Regions from separate parts of the Homo sapiens genome. Here region 1 is linked to region 2. The links are chromatin loops, found by intact Hi-C in ENCODE. Cell type or tissue: dorsolateral prefrontal cortex. All regions are shown on one strand.

What was found. Peaks named below come from ENCODE experiments on the same cell type or tissue, not always from the same donor. Only the 100,000 strongest peaks of a DNase experiment are listed, where the experiment ranks them.
Region 1: a loop joins it to region 2, with 5 times the contacts of the local background. A loop is called at or near these places in 101 of 110 quality-filtered maps.

Annotation. Positions count from the first base shown.
Region 1 is chr3:33,634,742-33,637,241 of GRCh38, forward strand. The region is part of intron 8 of CLASP2 (cytoplasmic linker associated protein 2); the gene reads right to left. Among named protein-coding and RNA genes, the nearest start is that of CLASP2, 82 kb to the right of the region's middle. In dorsolateral prefrontal cortex, CTCF peaks have their summits at 1,489 and 1,690; no DNase peak of the experiment used is centred here; H3K27ac peaks cover 1,310 bases.
Region 2 is chr3:33,786,159-33,788,658 of GRCh38, forward strand. No RefSeq gene overlaps it. Among named protein-coding and RNA genes, the nearest start is that of PDCD6IP-DT, 11 kb to the right of the region's middle. RefSeq lists a silencer at 1,303-1,362. In dorsolateral prefrontal cortex, CTCF peaks have their summits at 1,434 (motif pointing left) and 1,633; a DNase peak (open chromatin) is centred at 1,413; H3K4me3 peaks cover 810 bases.

The sequences.
Region 1 (2,500 bases), 150 kb before region 2:
CTACAATGGATACATATTTCAAAACATGTGGTACACAATAAATATATATAATTTTAGTTGTCTATATAGTAAAATCATTCAAAATTCAACTTCCTAAGGTAGCTGGAAATAAAATCAATATACAAAAATCGATTTCATTGCTAAGCACTAGCAACGAAGTTAGAAATTTGAAAGAGTGAAAAAATTTGGGAAAATAATAATTTTTAATGTAATATTAAAGCACTGAAATAAATGGAGAGCCAGGCGCAGTGGCTCACACCTGTAATCTGGGAGGCTGAGCCAGACAGACTGCCTGAGCTCAGGAATTTGGGACCAGCCTGGGCAATATGAAGAAACCATGTCTCTACTAAAAATACCAAAAAAAAAAACCCAGCCAGGAGTGGTGGTGTGTGCCTGTAATCTCAGCTACTTGGGAGGCTGAGGCACGAGAATCGCTTGAACCTGGGAGGCAGAGGTTGCAGTGAGTGTGAACTGAGATCGTGCCACTGCACTCCAGCCTGGGTGACAGAGCGAGACTCTGTCTCAAAAAAGAAAAAAAAAAATTACAAATGAAATAAACGGAGAGATATTGCAGGCTCATGAACAAGAAGGAATGGTATCATGAAGTGTCCAGTCTTCCCTAGGTGTTGCAATAATAATCAAGCTTCCAAAAAGGTTTCTTGTGGAACTTGTCAAGCGGATTCTAAAATCTGTCTGGAAGAGCAATAGGCCAAACATTCCTGCAGAAGAAAAGAGGGGCTACTTACGCTATCAGACAACAAGACTTACAAAGCTGAAATAACTAGGAGAATTAGGTTTTAGTGCAGGGATAGACCAACTAACCAAATAAATAAAATGGAAAGTTCAAAAACAGACCCACAAATGTAAGAAATTTTGATATATGAAAAAGAAGTGATTCAGATCAAAGGGGAAGGTAGAAACTATTCAATAATAATGTCCCAAAATTCAACAAAATGCAGAGACAATGGATTATTCAGTTTTTTAAAAAAGTTTTTCCTTATCCAGTATTAAAACTTACAGTAGACATTCTACTTCCCTTAGGAAAATGATAGGCATCCAAACTCAAATCAAATATACAAACAAATATTCCAAAACCCACAGAGAGCAAATAAAATTACCCATAGCCCTTGCTTTTAATACAAATAAGAGACAAATAACACTTCAAATTTCATTTCAAGTAATTGAGGAAAATATAAACATCCAAGACAAGCAATGTTAACTACAGAGCCCTTACTGAAAAAAATCAGAGGAAACTGTGTAGAAAAGAATCCTGGTAGTTAGTTGTATAACGTAGACACCAACTAAGGTTCTCTCTAGGACAAGAAGTAAATAGCAATTAGAAGTGGGAGGTATCCTTTTGAATCCTGGTGGATAAAGAAAAGGAAGAAACAAAAAATAAGGGCTCTGTTCAAATAAGATGGTAATCACAGAATCAGAAGTAGAAAGCCCCCAACAAATCACGTAGTAAAGAAGGTGCATTTCACTATACCAACAGAAGAGGGCCCTCTTAAACTTAAAAACTAAGCAAACCTTTTTTTCCTGGCCCCACGGAATCTACTTGTTACTTGAGGTCTATGAAAATCCAATATATCATCATAAACAAAATAATCTGACATCTATACTGTGCTCCAATAAGAAAACAAAGGAACAGAAATATTTTCTGCTGATAAAAGTAACTCCCTAAAATTAAAAAAAACACCTACCAAGAAGGAAAAAACTATAACACAATTCTCCAACATAAATTCAATATTAACTAAACAGCAATTACAGGTATAAAAGAAAGATGAATGAGAATATAAAAAATTCTGAATATATATAGAAGATATGAAAAGACAGCTGGCTAAAGTCAGGAAAAAAATTTTTGTTTGTTTATTTATTGCGACAGAGTTTCGCTCTCTTGCCAGGCTGGAGTGCAGTGGTGTGATCTCAGCTCACTGCAACCTCCACCTCCTGGGTTCAAGCGATTCTCCTGCCTCAACCTCCATAGCAGCTGGAACTATAGGCACGTGCCACCACTCCCAGCTAATTTTTGTATTTTTAGTGGAGACAGGGTTTTACCATATTGGCCAGGCTGGTATTGAACTCCTGACCTCAAGTGATCCACCCACCTTGGCCTCCCAAAGTGCTGGGATTACAGGTGTGAGCCACTATGCCTGGCCAAAAATTTTGTTTAAAGACAAAATCACCTGAGAAATAAACAGTAAATTACCAACTATCCAAGAGAGAATAAGTATATCCTGGTTTGAATTTTAAAAGCTATAAAAAATATTCTTAGGACAACTGAGAAAACTTAAATACGTAGGTAAGCTGACTAAAAGGAAGTGAATATATAGGTTAATAAACTTACAGAAAATAAAAGAGCTACAGAAATAAATAACATCACAAAGAAATGAGACAAATACAGAACACAAGACAATCTTAAAAAACAACTGGCCTAGACTCCAAAAAGTCAAAGTCACAGAGATAAAAACTGATGAGGAAACTGTTTTACAGATAACAT
Region 2 (2,500 bases):
ACAGCAAGATATCATATTAAATTTATCATATAAAAAGTGGCCGTTATTGGTAAGAGGTTGACTTGGGGAAGTGAAATGAGATTTGGTGAGAAAAAAAACTCTCTGCACTCTGTCCATCATTTATTAATAGAATGTTTTCTTTCTAGAGATGAACTATTTCTACTTCTAAACATTGAGGAGATACAAAGAAGGGCTTTTGGCTAGATATGGTGGCTCATACCTGTAATCCCAGCACTTTGGCAGGCTAAGGCAGGAGAATCACTTGAGTCCAGGAGCTCAAGACCAGCCTGGGCAAAAAGCAAGACCCCATTACTATTAAAAAAAAAAAAAAAAAAAAAAAAAAAGAGGCTTTCAGCAATGATAGTGATAAAATTACAAAAAAAAAAAAAAAAAAAAAAAGCAACAGTAACTAACATTGAGTACTTACTGTGTTCTGGGCAGCCTGTCAGGTATTTAATGTATTTTATTTAACTCCCATGATAGCCCTTTGGGGTAGGTAGTATTCTTTATCATCTTTAGGTGTGAAGACTGAGGCTTAGAGACGTTGAGTGAACGGCCTAGAGTGAGTGACACAGCTGATAAATATTGTAGTTAGAATTTAAACTCTGGAAGTCAGGATTCCAGACATTCTTATCCACTGGGCTGAACTGCCTCGAATAAGTAAAGCATCTCCGTTAGTGGAGATCCCCTAATAGCCCTCTGTTCTGGGAGACATACCGAGGGATCATTTTAATTAGGTAGATGTAAGGAAACACAGGGGAAGGTTGTAGCTGGACATGTGGGAATTGACAATGAAGCTCTTTTCATCATTTTCTTTGGTACATGAAGTTCAAAGGCTGCTGGGAGAAAGTCAGCAAATTTTCCCAAAGACTAAGCTTCTGGGAAGGCAGTTACTGAGACCCCTGATCACTTCCTTTAGGAGGGTTAATATTGCTATATCACCTCTGGACTGGAATGGCCCTGACCTGACGTGGCAGCAGCAAAAGACAGGAGAAATTCGCCATGGAGAGGGGAGCCTGGACTGCTTACCTGGACTTAACAATCCTGGCAGCAACAACAAGTTTCTAGCTCAGTTCCTACAAATTTTACTCTAGCATCACACATGTGTCCTAGGAAAAAAGCCCTTTGTGTTTGTAACTTTGGAACCATAGATTGTCAGAGCATTTACATTTTTTTTTTCTTGGTGACAGAGTCTCGCTCTGTCAGCCAGGCTGGAGGGCAGTGATGTGATCTCGGCTCATTGCAACCTCCGCCACCCGGGGTCAAGCGATTCTCCTGCCTCAACCTTCCGAGTAGCGCGTGATCTACCTGCCTTGGCCTCCCAAAGTGCTGGGATTACAGGCACGAGCCACCGCGCCCAGCCCAGAGCATTTAAATTTTAATAGCTCCATCCTGCGAAAGGTCGTGCTGTAGTAGATATTCTGTGTCTCAACAGTGACACCTTGTGGGGCAGAGGTAGCAGAGGCTGGGGGCTGTTTGGACTGGAGTAGTTTTCTATCTTTCTTAAAGTCAGTTATAAGCAGGATTGATCTTTTGGACTCTGTTCCTGAACTTAACATGGAAGGACAAAAACACGTAGAAAACATGATGTACTGTGTACACCTAATCAATTTGAATGTTGAGTTTTGATTTCACTCACAATTCATTCATTAAAGATTAAAAGTACAATGATACACTACTTTTCATCTAACAGGTTAATAAATATTAAAAAGTAGGACAGAATTTAGTGTCAGTGAGGGTATAAGAAAACTATCAAAAACTGTTACTGGAAATAAAAAATCGTGCAAAAAATTGGAAGATAATCTATGATAACATATACCCAAATTTAAAATGCACATATTCTATAATCCAGTAATGCCATCATTAAGAATTTAGGAGTGTTGCTGGGCACGGTGGCTCATGCCTGTAATCCCAGCATTTTGGGAGGCTGAAGTGGGTGGATCATGAGGTCAGCAGTTCAAGACCAGCCTGACCAACATGGTGAAACCCCATCTCTACTAAGAATACAAAAATTAGCCGGGCATGGTCGTGGGCGCCTGTAATCCCAGCTACCCGGGAGGCTGAGGCAGGAGAATCGCTTGAACCCAGGAGGCGGAGGTTGCAGTGAGCTGAGATCGCACCATTGATTGCACTCCAGCCTGGGCAACAGAGCAAGACTCTGTCTCAAAAAAAAAAAAAAAAAAAAAAAAGGAATTTAGGAGTGTTTTCTAATGATTTTTTGTTTGTTTAATGTATCAATTAGGATGCAGTCATTTGTAAAGAACAACGATGAAAAAACCCAATTCAAACATGTTTGAACAATGGAGGGGATTTATTAGGCAATGGACCGAGATCCCAGAAATAGAGTGGACTTCACCTGGGGTTTGACTCAGCATCTCAGAGATATCATCGTCCACCTAGTTTCTTTCTAACTCCGTTTTCTGGCTTCTGGGACATCAAACTAATTCCCTATCAAAGTTATAAGATGGCTGACAACAACTCCCAAGGTATAGTGGACATA